Regions from separate parts of the Homo sapiens genome. Here region 1 is linked to region 2. The links are chromatin loops, found by intact Hi-C in ENCODE. Cell type or tissue: PC-9. All regions are shown on one strand.

The links. Peaks named below come from ENCODE experiments on the same cell type or tissue, not always from the same donor. Only the 100,000 strongest peaks of a DNase experiment are listed, where the experiment ranks them.
Region 1: a loop joins it to region 2, with 22 times the contacts of the local background. A loop is called at or near these places in 6 of 110 quality-filtered maps.

What each region holds. Positions count from the first base shown.
Region 1 is chr17:65,228,805-65,236,804 of GRCh38, forward strand. No RefSeq gene overlaps it. Among named protein-coding and RNA genes, the nearest start is that of RGS9, 95 kb to the left of the region's middle. In PC-9, CTCF peaks have their summits at 3,111 (motif pointing right) and 3,310; DNase peaks (open chromatin) are centred at 397 and 2,997; H3K27ac peaks cover 276 bases.
Region 2 is chr17:66,669,929-66,677,928 of GRCh38, forward strand. All of the region lies in intron 5 of PRKCA (protein kinase C alpha), which reads left to right. Among named protein-coding and RNA genes, the nearest start is that of MIR634, 110 kb to the right of the region's middle. RefSeq lists an enhancer at 6,267-7,036. In PC-9, a CTCF peak has its summit at 4,082; DNase peaks (open chromatin) are centred at 4,183, 6,703 and 7,943; H3K4me3 peaks cover 309 bases; H3K27ac peaks cover 1,553 bases.

The DNA of each region.
Region 1 (8,000 bases), 1.4 Mb before region 2:
AGTATCCTACAATGCACAGAAGCTCCCACAACAGAAGATTATCAGTTCAAACCACCAGTGGTGCCACTGTTGAGAAACCCCGCACTAGAGATTACAGCGTATGTACTTGTCCCTGGTTTCTGCGCATGCTCTGAAGTATTGCCCCAAACGGCACTGCTGGGATCATAATTAGATTGGACAGCGGGTTGCGATTAAGGGCTACGCGGTGAATAAAACAGCTCTTAAAAGTTGCATAGGAAGTCCTCACAGGAGAAAAAAATCAAGTGGTTTGCCAAACCACTCATTATACCCCTCCCCTTTAGCCCTCAACTTCCTCAGAATTCAATTAGTAGATAAGAGCCCCTGACTTGCTTTTAACCTCTGACAACTTATTTAGCCCATAAATACTGGGGTTGCTGACTCATCTCTGCACACTTCTACAAATGAATGTTGGGTGGGTGCATGGCTGAAACCTAGATTTGCTAATCCCCGTAGGGAAAACACAGAGCTTCAATACTTAAAGACCATTGCTCATTGTAGATTTTACTGAATCTATTCCACTGGGCTCACAAGAGTCACTCACAAAGGGCTAAGAAAAATTTTCCCCCAGAATGTAAGTGAGAGAGTCTGGTCCTTTCTTGGAAGAGTGAGTGAGCTGTTAACCTGATGCCTTTATTTGCAATGCTGATCTAAAATGAGATGAAAGGCGAAGCAATCCACACCCTTAGTTTACTACCAGCCAATGTCAAGAAATAAGGAGAATCTCAACCCTAGGTTTGTATATCAGTGTTTAAGGGTTCCTCTCCTAAGCCCCCAGGGTCCTAAAGAGAAACTAAGCCCACATGGAAACTAAGATCCACATGGATAGAGCGTCAATGACAGAAGGCTCCAGAATCCACTGGTTGGATTAAATAAAGTCCAGGCTATAGTTCAGTAATAAATAGACCTCAGAAGGGAGGAAGTGGGTTCAAACATGACAGAGTTTCTGTCTGTAACACAGAGTTGCCTAAAGGCAGTAGGGCAGTCCAGGTCATGGGCTGGAAGTGAATGGAGGCCAGGGAAGAGAAAAAAAAATCCAACAACCAATAAATTTTTTTATCTTGTTGCTCCACCCATCCCCTGGTCACAAGTATGATGCTCCTCCATCTTGTCTGGACATTAGAATCCACTGGGGAAACTTGAAAGATCCCGCTGTCCAGGGCACACGCACAGAGCTGTGACACTGGGATTTTTTTTAGCGCCTCTCCCAGGTGATGTCTATGTCCAGGTGAGCTTGAGAACCACTGCCTTGAGGTAGTGATTGAAGCTGGTTCACCACCCCTACACCCATGCCCATACCCAGGGGATAACTGAAAAAGAGGCAATGGTGGGAAGGTGGCTTCATCTTAAGTTCACAACCAGGAAGTAGCATGGGTCATTTCCATTCACATCCCATTGGTTGGCCTTTGGTCACATGACCATGGCTAGCTGCACGGGAGTCCGGGAAATGTAGTCTTCAGTTAGGCCAGTTTGTGAGTAGTTAAACTTCTAGAGATTTAGCTAGAGGAAGGAAGATGGGGAGAGTGGATATTGGCGGACACTTGGTCTCTCCCACAGTGGAATTATTACACAGTTTTGGGGGTAATGGGTTACACTAACATAACATAACGTAACATAACATAACATAACATAATGCAAGAGGTGGGGCAAGAGGAGACGGGAGTGACCAGTTAGTTTCTGTTTGGCCAATATTTGGTAAATGCCTATAAAATGTAGCTATGCTGTATTCCATGGTTGGGTGCTTTCCACTTGCTCAAGGCTGAACACCGGCTAGGTGTCAAACACCAAGTGAGGTCCTGGGAATAAAGTTGATTCCCTCATGGAGGTGCTATCATTGCTTGAGGAGCAAGCTGGGGGCATTGGATCTAGTCCATGTTGGGGGAGTGCAGGGCTGTGGGCTGTGGGAATCCTGCCGCCTGCCTTTCCAGCTTGGAACAGCTCCTTGATTTCCTCATCTGTGAACTGGGAGTAACAATTTGACCTTCTTCACAGGGCTGCTTGGAAACCTATAGAGTGATATGGATATAACTGTGTTGGCTGCTCAGAACCTTATGTAGTGCAAGAAAAAAACAGTTTTGTTTTTTCCCCAAGATGCTCCTTTAAACCTATGCTGCAAGTTATTTCTTTTCCTAAACCTGGATGAAAACTCTGAGAAGTCCCATAACTTTTCTGGTCACTTTTAGATAATACAGATCCTCCAGGTATGATCAGTGACAAGGACAGTCTCCATTTAGTTCTGTATGCAGTTCAATGTTAGTGTAATAAGCAAAACTTGGAACTTCATTCAAAGGTAAGGTTCCTTCCCTCCTTGGGCTTGGGCTGTTGCAGCTGGGATGTCTGCAGGGGGGTCGGAGGGGGGACCCCGGAAAAGCAGAGGTAGGGTGGGAGAACAAGGAGGTTCTTAGTTGACTAACACATAAACCATTCAACATGGTGCTCTTGGGATCCCCCTACTGGCTCTCACTTAGGTAGAGGGTTTCCTAGATTTTTGAGGCCTTCTAGCCTGATATGGTTTGGCTCTGTGTCCCCACCCAAATCTCATCTGGAATTGTAATCCCCACATGTTGAGGGAGGGACCCGGTGGAAAGTGACTGGCTCATGGGGGCGGTTTCCCCCATGCTGTTCTCACGATAGTGATTGAGTCTCACAAGGTCTGATTGTTTTATAAGTGTTTGGCATCTCCTCGGGCTCTCTCTCTTTCCTGCTGCCTTGTGAATAAGATACTTGCTTCTCTTCTGCCTTTTGCCATGATTGTAAGTTTCCTGAGGCCTCTCCAGCCATGTGGAATTGTGAGTCAATCAAACCTCTTTTTAAATAAATTACCCAGCTGCAGTTAGTTCCTTACAGCAGTGTGAGAATGAACGAACACCACTAACAGGGTGAAATCATTGAGTCTGAGAGGAGGCAGGGCTGCTTCCTGCTTATTTGCTGAGGAAGAAAAGAAGAAGGCCAATGATTCATGAGCTGGGAAGGCTGAAGGAAGCCGGGATCCGGGGATACTTCATGCCTCACACACCCCAGCTTCAGAGGTCAGCCCTCCCCTCTGGGCAGCTGTCACCTCCTCACACTTCACCAGAAGAGGGAGTCCTAGGCTCACAGATCCCTAAAGAGAGGCGGCTGGGAGTTTCTTGTTAGCATTCAGAGACCTGTGTCAGAGAAGGGAGAGGGGCTTGAAGAACGGTGCCTTCCTTTTTGGAAAGCCAGATTGGGGTGTGGGGGTAGCAGGATAAGCTGGCCAAAGTGGGGACCCATGAGAGAGAAGCATCTTGTCTACCTGTGCAACCCTGGGTGACTGTGGGGCCCTTATGTGGCTCTCCTGGCTATTGTGAGCTTATGGGGACCAGGGATGGGGAGGCTGGGAGGAGGGAGGCAAGGCTCTGTCCCTAGTGGCTTTGAGTGAGGGTTGGAACCCTCTGCAGAAAATCTCCAGCAGAAAGAAAGAAAACCCCCTCCCTCTCCTGCCGACTGCGGCCAGAAGAATCCCACTCTCGAAGGGCATTTGTGTCAAGCTCTGACTCCTAGGACTGGAGGCCCACGAAGCCTCATTCATTTTTCTTTTTTAGAGACAGGGTCTTGCTCTGTCACCTAAGCTAAAGTGCAGTGGTGATCATAGTTCACTGCAGCCTAGAACTCCTGGTGATCCTCCCACTTCAGCCTCCCAAGTAGCTGGGATTACAGGCACTTGCCACCACACCTGGCTAATTTTTTAATGCTTTTTGTAGAGATGGGGTCTCCCTGTGTTGCCCAGGCTGGTCCTGAACTCCTGGGCTCAAGTAATCCTTCTGCCTTGGCCTCCCAAAGTGCGGGGATTACAGGCATGAGCCACTGTGCCTGGTCCCTCATTCATCTTTGACGACAACCTGAGGGATTACAGCTCCCCTGCTGAGGGGGTGAGGCTTGAGCTGGGGCACCCAGAGGGACCAGAATGGGGTGGCATGTAGGGGGGATAAACGGGATCAGAAAACAATCTTTTAAACTATTCAGCTGGTAGGAGAGACCTGTGTATGGCCTCATGAGAGGCGACTGAGGGAGGGGCAGTCTCTTTTTCTTCTGGGAAGAACAGAATGAGAGTATTCATGGACTCCTGGGAGTGGGGGGAGTATATTTATTAGGGACAGCTGGCTTGGGATATTGGCTCTGGTTACAGCAGCATCAGCTATGTCTAAGGAGGGGCGGGAGCCTGCGTGCATAGAGGTGCGCGTGTGCACACAAGCGCCCAGGGCCACACTCTGGTCCATGCACAGTCTGGTCCATGCAGGCATGGACTGTCTGTGTGGCGCATGCATGGAGCGCTGTGGCTATGCGCCTGGTACTGGCACAGGTGTCAGGGGAACACTATGCCACCTCTAATACAGCGGTTACTCCATGGGAACATGGAGAGGCTTGTGGAAAGCATCACCAGGATGTTTGTGAGAAGCTCTATGCTTTACGAAGCGCACTTCTGTCTCCCTGACCCATCATGTTTAGGGAAAGGGGAGCGCAGTGTGTTAGACGAGGCAGCTGGGGTACGGAGGGGCTAAACGAATGTGACCAAAGTCATACTCTGGGCTGGTCCTGGGCACATTACAGCAGGTCTCCCTACAGAGCCTTTAGAAAACGTTTTCACAGTCCATCTTCTAACTTTTGCACGCTTTATTCCCTCACCTTAACCCGTAGGTAGCTATCAAGTTGTTTTGTCGTGAAGGACTCCATCATGGGGAGTTAGGGATTCAGACAACCACAGCTTACAGGCCTACATTTAAAGATCCCCTCGTGAATTCCTGCTCACATTTAGTCCTCACTACAGTGTTGGGAGGCGGGAGACCACCTTCAGTTTGCAGATGTGATTTCCCCACTTACAAGTGGTAGAAACACTCCAATTGAAGCCTAATGCCATTTATTCTCTCTTTCTCTGTATATACACACGTTATATATTATGTATGTAATCTATATTTAAATTTCGGAATTTTGGCCAACCACAGTGGCTTACGCCTATAATCCCAGCACTTTGAGAGGCCAAGGCGGACAGATCACCTGAGGTCAGGAGTTTGAGACCAGCCTGGCCAACATGACGAAACCCTGTCTCTGCTAAAAATACAAAAATTAGCTGGGCATGGTGGTAGGTGTCTGTAATCCCAGCTACTTGGGAGGCTGAGGCAGGAGAATCGCTTGAACCCGGGAAGTGGAGGTTACAGTGAGCCGAGATCTCACCACTGCCCTCCAGCCTAGGTGACAGAGCAAGACTCTGTCTCAAAAAATAAAATAAAGTAAAAAAATAAATTTTGGAATTTTGAAAATACAGAAAATACAATAAATTATATAATAAACATCCATATGTATATTACTTAGAATTGCCTAAAGTTAACATTTTGCCCTAATTATTTCTAATGCTTAAAAAAAGGTAAAATTTTATCTTTATTCTCCTTTTCTCATCTACCGTCCCTCTCATCTTCTATGTCAACAATTTCTTTTTCAGTAAATGGTCAGTTAATAAATATTTTAGACGTTGCAGGCCACATGTGGTCTCTCTTCCTCCTCCTCCTTCTTCTTTCTTCTTCCCTTTCCTTCAACCACTAAAAAATGTAATATCAATCACCCTTTCCTGATAAAGGTTTAATACCCAGAATATATAAAGAATTCCTCCAACTCAACAATAACAACAAAAACAAACAACTTGATTAGAAAATGGGCAAAGGAGCAGGTGTGGTGGCTCATGCCTGTAATACCGGCACTTTGGAAGACCGAGATGGGCGGATCACTTGAGCTCAGGAGTTTGAGATCAGCCTGGGCAACATGGTGAAACCCCATCTCTGTCAAAAATACAAAAATTAGCCAGGCATGGTGGTGCATGCCTGTAGTCCCAGCTACTCAGGAGGCTGAGGAGGAGGATCACCAAAGCCCAGGAAGCGGAGGTTGCAGTGAGCAAAGATCATGCCACTGCACTCCAGCCTGGGCGACAGAGAGGGACTCTGTCTCAAAAAAAAAAGGGGGGGGGAGTGGAGGGGCAGTGGGCAAAGGACTTGAATAGACATTTCTCCAAAGAAGATATACAAATGGCCAATAGCACCTGAAAAGATGCTCAACATCACTAATCATCAGGAAAATGCAAATCAAAACTACAATGAGATATGACTTCACACCAACTAGAATGTCTGTTATAAACACCAAACAAAATAAAACAGAAAAATGGTGTAGCCACTATGAAAAACAGTATAGTGTTTCCTTTAAAAATTGAAAACAGAGTTGCCATGCGATGCGGTAATTCCATTTCTGGTTAGATATCCAAAAGAATTGAAAGCAGGGACTCAAACAGATATTTGTATACCTGTGGTCATAGCAGCATTAATCATAATAGCTAAACTTTGGAAACAATTCAAATGTTCATCAGTGGAGGAATGGATAAACAAAATGTTGTCTATACATATAAAGGAATATTGTTCAACCTAAAAAGGAAGGATATTCTGACACATGCCACAACATGGAAGAACCTTGAAGATGTTATGCTAAGTGAAATAAGCCAGTAATAAAAGGACAAATACTGTATGATTCTGTTGGAGGTGTTCAATCTCGAGCAACTCCATCTTGAATAGAGGCTGGGTAAAATATGTCTGAGACATACTGGGCTGCACCCATGAGGTGAAGGCATTCTTAGTCACAGGATGAGATAGGAGATCAGCACAAGATACAAGTCATAAAGACCTTGCTGATAAAACAGCCTGCTGTAAAGAAGCCAGCCAAATCCTACCAAAACCAAGATGGTGACGAAAGTGACCTCTGGTCACCTTCACTGCTCATTATGTGGTAATTATAATGCATTAGTATGCTAAAAGACACTCCCACCAGTGCCATGACAGTTTACAAATGCCATGGCATTGTCAGGAAGTTACCCTATATGGCCTAAAAGGGGGAGGAACCCTCAGTTCCGGGAACTGCCCATGCCTTTCCCAGAGAACTCATAAATAATTAAACCCCTCTTTAGCATATAAATCAAGAAATAACTATAAGTATCCTAGTCCAGCAGCCCAAGCTGCTGCTCTGCCTATGGAGTAGCCATTCCTTATTCTTTTGCTTTCTTAATAAACTTGCTTTCACTTTCCTCTGTGGACTTGCCCTGAATTCTTTCTTGCTCAAGATCCAAGAACCCTCTTTTGGGGTCTGGATCAGGACCCCTTTCTGGTAACAATTCTACTTATATAAGATACCTAGAGTAGTCAAATTCACAGAGACAGAAAGTAGAATGGTAGTTGCCAGGGGCTGGGATAGGGATGGTGGGACTGGGGAATCAGTGTTTAATGGGCACACAGTTTCAGTTCAGGAAGACAAAAACAATTTTGGAAACGGATGGTGGTGATGGTTGCACAACAATGTACTTAATACCACTGAACTGTACACTTAAAGATGGTTAAAATCATAAATTTGATGGTATGAATATCTTAACACAATAAACAAAACTAAAGTCATTCTTATCAGAAGACTACAAAAATAAGCTACTGGCTGGATTTAGCTCAAGGTCAAAGTCTGTTAAACTTTGTGCCATATTATTATTAATTTCATTATGTTTTTAAACAAAATAACTCATTAGCGGTGTTATTATTGTGTATTATAGTCAATTCTTTTTTAGCATCAGCTACAAGTTTACCCAAATTTGTGCTCATCACTCCTCTTTGGATACCACTTCTTTTTCCTGGTCCAGTTTTCTTTGTACTGAAGTGCATCCTTTAGTGATTCTCTCACTGATGGCCTTGAGAGAAAAGTCTATTTTTTTGTTTTAAAAATGTCTTTATTTTATCCTCAACACTATTTTACCCTATTATTATTTTAATCATTTACTATTAAATAATCATTTAGGTGAATTGAAAAAGATAGGTTGAGAGTAATTTCTCCTTGGGAATTCAGATAGTATTTCATCATCTTTTGTCCTGTCTTGTTGCTGATGAGAGGTTCAATTACTGTTGCTTGTTGTGGGAAGCCAGGAACCCCAAATGGAGGGACCGGCTGAAGCC
Region 2 (8,000 bases):
AATTACAAAGAAAGAAAACAAATGTCTTTTCTTCAGAATATATAGGTGACCTACAGGAGAACAAAAACCAGGTTGTCACTAGACCTCTAATCGTATGCACTACTAAATTTTAAGAGATAAGAAAACATCACTTACAGAGTTTGGAAGAACAAAGTGAATTGGCCCCAAATTTCTCACCCAGCCAAGTTGCCAGTCGTGGCATATTCTCAGAGATGCAAGAGCTCAGAATATACATCACCCACACTTTCTTGAAAATTATTTAAAGGCGAGCTAAAGAGGACGGCAAGATGAAGTAAAATTAAAAGTTCAGGGATGGGAAGTCATATAAGGATAAGCAGTAAGCACTAAAATCAGTTGAACCTGTTAATGTGGAAAACAGCTATCAAAACTGTAACTCATATAAAAATTATGACAAGCATTAGAGATCCCATACTCCAGATAATTTTACAGTAACAAAAAGAGGAAGTAGGATGGGAGCTCACAGGGAGTAAGAACAGAGCATGCACAATGCTTCATACCCTTGGGGAGAGGAGTCAGAAGATGCTATCTCATTCTTTCCTTTGGTGATCGGAGAAATGTAGGATAAAAAATGTTTTGGGGTGAATCTTGAGATAGTCAGCAGTAGAATTTAAACAACATTTTAAAAATTTTGGCCGGGCATTGTGGCTCACACTTGCAATTCCATCACTTTGGGAAGCTGAGGTGGGAGGATTGCTTGAACCCAGGAATTGAAGATGGGCCTGGACATGGTGAAATCGCCATCTCTACCCAAAAAAAACACAGAAATGACCGGTGTGATGGCGTGTGTCTGTAGTCCCAGCTACTCGGGAGGCTGAGGTAGGAGGATTGCTTGAGCACAGGAGGTCAAGGCTGTAGTGAGCCATGATCACACTACTACACTCCAGCCTGGGTGGCAGAGTGAGACTCTATCTCAAAAATAAATTTAAAAAAATTATAGAAAAAATAAATGCAAAGAAAACAGAGTATAGTAAAAGAGTGAAGGCTGGGTGCAATGCCTCATGCCTGTAATCCCAGCACTTTGGGAGGCCGAGGTGGGCAGATCACAAGGTCAGGAGTTCGAGACCAGTCTGGCCAACCTAGCAAAACCCCATCTCTACTAAAAATACAAAAAATTAGCCTGGTGTGGTGGTGTGCGCCTGTAATCCCAGCTACTTGGGAGGCTGAGGTAGGAGAATGGCCTGAACCCGGGAGGCAGAGGTTGCAGTGAGCCGAGATTGCACCATTGCACACCAGCCCAGGAGACAGTGGGAGACTCATCTCAAAAAAAAAAAAAAAAAAAAAAAAGACTGAAAACAAAGCAAGTAACTAGGAGACAGAGGGACAACAACAAGTGAAGCTCCACACGACAGAGGCAGCCAAGAAGTGGGGGGGTTTAAGAATGTACTGGAATGGGGCTGCCTGTGTTTTCAGCCCCTCCCCTTGCTAGCTGGGTGACCTTGTCCTAGGTACTGCTTAATCTCTCCAAGCCTCAGCTTTCCTCGTCTATAAAATGTGGATACCAAGTAGGGTTATTGCGGAGGTTAGTTAATATGTCCAAGGTGCTGAGTACCTTATCAGGTACGTACTTGTGGGTACGAATATTGAGGATAAGGTAACAGATTAAACTGCCCACCATTTTCAGATGGGATGTTTTGCTAAAGTTCAGCGATATCCTATGAATGAGACCTACACGTAAAGTAAAATGACCCATAAACACTGAGAAAAAGGATGGGCAGTGATTTATGAGATGAAAGAAAGAAAGCAGTGGAAGTAGAATTGCCCCAAGTCAGGAAACTCTGTGTACCTGGATGGAGAAAGCCGAGTCGGGGGCTTGTACCACTAACATGCATTGGAAATCTAGAACAATTTAAAGTCTAAGCTTGTTGCACAAATTAGCAGAAAGTTGAAGAAGATAAAATACATGGCCCTGAAAACAGAGCGAACATTAACAAACAGAAGCCACACAGACCAATGGGAAAGATAGGGCTTATTCCACTAATAATGTTGAGAAGTTGTCTAAACATTTGGAGGAAAATAAATGAGATCTTCTTTCACACTGTACACCAAAATAAATTTCAAATGGTCTTAAGAGTTAAATATAAGAAAGAAACAAAATAATTAAAACTTAGGTGAATATTAAGCTAATCTCAGAAAGGGCAAGGTTTTTGTAAGCCTAAAAGAAATGGAAAAAATAAAAGGAAATGTTTGACAGATTTAACTACATAATAAGTTAAGCTTCTCTGTTTCTAGAAGAATGGTGACATGTAACACAGTTTGCAGCAACTATGACAAAAGGCTTTTATCATTTATATCTCAACAACTCTTCTAACACAGTAAGAAAACTTGTTACTACCTTCTAGAAAACTTGAATAAGGAGTTAAGTCAGGCAGAAATAAATACAAATGGGCAAATAACCATGGAAAAAAAATTTAACCTCAAAAATAAGAAAGTCAAAATTACAGTGTTATTCTTTACTTTTCTCACCACTTCTTGATATGGTTTTGGTAGGATTGTGGTAAACTTTTAGAGGAGTAATTTGGCAATGTATGCCAAGAATCTTGAATAATTTCCATCCTTTAAGCTACTTCCAAGAATGTATTCTTATTCTTCTTTGCATCAGAAAATCTGTGGCGTTCTTAAACACACAGGGTATGATCAGACTTGCACAGCATAAATAGAACAAGAAAAAAAGTATCAGAAATTTCAATGAATATTTATGCATGAAGATGATCAGTTGCTATGTTATTTGTAAAGGTGAAAAATGATAAACTTTGTAGATGCCCCCAAACAGGGAATTGATTAAATAAATTCTGATTAGCCATAAAATGAGATGTTAGACATTTAAAATGTTTTCAAAGCATACTTTGTTATAAAGGCAGGTTCTAAAACTTTATTCCTAGTGTGATGTGAATTCTATAAAAATAAATATTTCAATGTAGATAGATGTGGAAGATACTGGCCATAAACATGCTAATGTGCCAATGTTGGTTCTCCCATGCAGAAGTATAGTTGTTTTAGTTTTCTTCTTTATATTTTTATGTCTTTAAATTTCTTGTATGATGGGTGCACCCGTTACTCCTATAATAAGAAAAAAATTTTCTTAAATATCTTCCTACGTTGTTTATGCAGAATCGTTTCAGTCTCTCATAACCTGGGAAATATTTCTCTCACAACTAGGTTTCATTTTCTTTTGAAACATCAGAATTATAGAACTTTAATGTAAAATTTTATGTCCCACTAATTGTAAAAGGGAAAGTAATGAAATATTTATGATCTTTTTCCAAGGACTAAACATTGTTGTTTCTCATCTTATACCACAGTCCTCCGAATTCTCTTATGTAAGTTTTGTTCCAGTAGAATTTTGGTTGATGAGTTGCCAACCTGTGTTTTCTGGTACGTGAATGGGACAGAAATTCACTCTTATCACCAAGCAGCCAGCCTCACCAGCAAAATAGAATATTCACTAAATAGGTTCCAAATAAGAAAATGGTTAATGTCCCTCAGTCCAGGTTTGTGTACAGGGCCATATGAAGCTGTGAGGCGATGTCTGATCAGGTGTATTTTTAGTGTATCTCATTATTCTTGCCTTTGTCTCTGGTAATAAGGAAACAAATATCACAAAATTTAGGGGTCATTATTTCTAAACATGAAAGAGATCACATCAGAAATTCTGCAACATTCATAAACACAGACGGTGTCAGCAGACTTGATACAGCATAAATAGAACAAATGCAGTGAACTAGACAGCACCCAGACCCAGTTTGTACACAGAATCTCAGTCTATAATTACCCAGTCAAAAATTGTTCATCGTGGTTGATGACACCTGTGCATTTTATTTCCTGAAATCTAGAGAAGTTCCACGTGATCACTATTTAACCAAGAGCAAAAGTCCCTTTCTGACCCATTTTTCCTGTAAGTGGAGATACATCCTGTGCTCTTTTGTCTTTGTGGGTACAGAGATTCTTTCTTCAAAGCATTTAACATTTTCAAAAAAGTGTGCCACTCCTTTTGGCCTGGCTTTCTTCGCCCGTGAAAAGGCCTGGGTGGTTTTTCCTTGTCCAAGAGTCCCTCCAAATGGACGCTTTATGTACTGCAACCAAGAGCTGAGAAGTTTCCAAGCTTTCCTGTCTGTGTTAGCATTCCGGTCATTCAGCAGGAATCCAATGAGCGCAGATTTTATCTTGTCTGTCCTGTGTTGCCCTGGGGGAGTGATCCCTGGGGATGCGAGGGGGTGTGGCCCTTGCCCTCAAGGTGCTGTCAGTCTGTAGACATGGAACACCTTTGGGCTGGGCTAGGCTGGCAGGAGAGTGGAAGGGCAGAGGAAATGGGTCTTGTGCAAGGCTAAGGGCTGACAGCACTGAGATGGATGGAGGAGTGTCCCCAGCGATGGGGCAGTGTGGACCCAGAAGCACAGAGCAAGGTGGGCACAGAGATACACGTGTTCAGCAGTTACTCAGTTCACGCATGGTGCTGTGCTGGGCAGTAGGGGTTCAAAATAACTAAAAGAGACTAACCTTGTTGGTGTGGAGTGGTTCTTTTGGGTTATATAAATACTAAATGTGATAGGTTGCATGCAGTTAAATATTTAGCATATAGAACCAACCCATCAGAACCAATGCCAGCTCCTAAGTCATACCAGCATCTGCTAGGGGAATGTGGGCCAGAAGACGGAGCGTCACTGACATTTAGATAGAGGTGTTCAAGTAAATGGTAGGAAACAGATTAGAGGCCTGTTTTCCATGTTGGGAGCCTAAAAGATACAGTAACCAAGTGCCACTCAAGCTGTGGTAGAGAATATCTCAGTTCTAACTTGTTAATGGGAGAAGAATATGATTTTGTTGTTGCTTCTGGCCAAATGATTCCAGTGAATCAGTCTGATGAGTGGCAGTGCCTGGGCTGCCACCCACAACCAACTCTCACCTGTCCTGTCGACTCTTCATTGTTCATGCTTGAGAAATCAGTTACCTCCTTATGCCATGGAGGGCCTGACTGCAGTGCACGCCCACCAATGGGAAGTCGTGCCCACACCAGTGGCAAGATATGCCACCACCATCATGGACCAACCACCCAACGCCTCCTATCCAAAGGCAGATCCCAGCAAGCACTTGCTCTCTGTTGCCGGGACTTCTCCCAGCTCCAAAACTGCCTTAGTCTGATCTATTAATATATCTTTTTAACTGGGTGGCTCATAAACAACAGAAGTTTACTTCTCACAGTTATGGAGGCTGGAGACTCCAAGTTCAGGGCACAGGAAGACTCAGTGGCTAGAGAGGGCCCATTTGCCGACAGCCCCACATCCTCACACGGTGGAAGGGCAAACCAGCTCCCTTGGGCTTCTCTTATAAGGGCACTGATCCTCTCCATGGAGGCTCTGCCCTCCTGGCCTAATCACCTCCCAAAGGCCCCTCCTCTTAATGTCATCGCCTTGGGGGTTAGGATTTCAAACACAAATTGGGGGCAGGAGGCACAAACATTCAGACCACAGCACAGAGCTCTTCCCATCCCCAGCCGAAGTAGGAATGACCCAGAGGAAGGCTGCTGTCCCTTTGCACACAGGTTCTGAAAGTGCGTGGAGAGAGGACGATCCCTCGGTCCCTGCAGAACCAGGCTCTTGAAGCATATAGCAGAGGTTCTCTACCCAGGGCCTACCCTAGAATGTCATCAAAACTGCAGTGTTGTATTAAAGGGGTGCATGGCTTAGAGAGAATGGAGAATGCCCAGCCCAGAGGCCCAGAGTGTTTTAGGATGTGCCTGTTACCCAAAGTTAAAATCTGTATGCGTCAGGAGTGACACTTGGGAGCTACACTTCCCAACCCCCTCTCCTGCGGCCACCGGAGCCTGCCTGGGCCCCTTCTCCTGAAACGGCCTTCTCTGCCCACATAATAGCCCCTAGCGATGCCAGTTCTGGTTCCTCCGCGGGGTCCCACGCCAGCTGACCCAGCAGTACCTGTAACGTGTCCCACCCTTGCCAGGGTTTGTGTGCCTGCATGGTTTTAGAGGTTCCAAGTCAGAGCCCCTAAACCCCTTGCCTTATTGCTAGACAGCTTGACCGCCCCCGGAACATCACGTGGGAAGGGCGCTCGGTAAATCCTGTTCTGGAGGCAATCTGTCACTCCACCAGTTTCCCAATCAACATTTGCCGAGGAGTTCTGGCTCCCGGTGCAGAACTGACTTGTGGCGACGTGAGGGAACTGGCAGCTTCTTAGACCCAAGTTCTCCCTCGCAGCATCGTCAGAAGAGGCCCAAAGTAGAGACGCAAACAAACCCTGAGAACAGCGTGTTCTTCCCAGTAACGTGACCGGGAAAATGTGAGCCAGAGGAAACTTGAGAGCTCCGTGGTGCGGCTGAGCTGGTGGGGTGAGGGTTTTTTCCCTTTTTCTATCTGGTCCAGCCCATCGGCCACTTGAGATGCTCCTGAACTGAGTAACCAAGCTGTTCGGAGGGTACTTTCTCAGCAGGACAAGCCCTGAGCTCTGGAAAAACGCAGCTAGAATAACGAGGAAGCAGAGGGGCCTCTCCCACACCAGGCTTGCCCCGACAGGTCAGCTTGCTTGTGGCCCAGCGCTACTGCGCACATGTTCCTTTAAGATCCCTATTTCCGAGGCAGCCGTGGCATAATTAAAGAATGGCCCTGTGGATGTCCTACGGTGCTCACTGTTTGCACTTGCTTCTGGGTGGGGCTAAGGTGTGGGACCGGCCGGGGAAGCCTGAACAAGGTGGGGTTGGCCAATTGCAACAGGTCACAGCCAGATCAGATACCCTGAGGAGGAGGCTGTGAGTCATGTTTGTCCAGAAGTGCCAACTGCTGCACCAGAAAAGCCGGGAGAAAAGAAGCAAGCGTAAGGTGCACATGAGAGGTGCTGGTTTCTGAAGGTTCTGTTAAGACAGGAGAAGATGGATCATAGTTCCTGTCAGGAGACACACCCTCTCCCCCGACCCCCAGCCCAGAACCCCTTCCTTGCTTTATAGCACAAGGTGAAAGTTCAGAGGCTCAGCTCAAAGCAGAAGGAACCTAAGGGAAGTAGAGCGTCCTTTTTTGTGTCACTTTCTCCTCAAACAACTCACTGTGTTGGTGGGGTAGTGTTTGTTCTATGCTGGGGGTCAGCAAACTACGGCCCAAGGTCCAAATCTGGCCCACAGCTTATTTTTATTTATTTATTTATTTATTGAGACTGAGTCTCGCTCTGTCGCCCAGGCTGGAGCACAATGGCACAATCTCGGCTCACTGAAACCTCTGGCTCCTGGGTTGAAGCAATTCTCCTGCCTCAGACCCCTGAGTAGCTGGGACTACAGGCGCACGCTGCTACACCCGGCTAATTATTTGTATTTTAATAGAGACGAGTTTTCACCGTGTTGCCCAGGCTGGTCTCAAGCTCCTGAGCTCAGGCAGTGCACCCACCTTGGCCTCCCAAAGTGCTAAGATTACAGGCGTGAGCCACTGTGCCTGGCCTATTTTTTAAATAAAGTTTTATTGGAACACAGCTGCGTTCGTTTGTTCACATATCGTCCGTGTCTGCTTTCGCTATGCAATAGACCTGAATAGTGGCAGTAGAGACTTTGTGACCTGCAAAGCCTAAATGACTGGTGATCTGGCTCTTTTTAGAAAAGGTTTGCTATCTCCTATTCCACACTAATAGGTGAACCTGAATGCAGAGGTCACCTTGTGAGGACCACACAGAGGTTAATGCCCAGGCCCCCTGAGGCAGGACTGAGTTGCACTCCTGACTCCATCCCTTACTAAATGTTCAACCTTGAGCAGGTTTGTTAACATCTGTCTGCCTTGGTTTTGTCATCTGGAAAACGGGCATCTGAGTCATTATTTCACAGGAGTATTGTGAGTATTAAGTGAGTGGGTGTAGTAAAGCACGTGGAAACCTGTCAGTAAAGGCCTCTTTGTTAATTCAGATATAACTCACAGGTCATAATATTCACCCTTTAAAAATGTACAGTGTAGTGGTTTTCAGTATATTCACAAGATTGTGCAATATACACCACCACT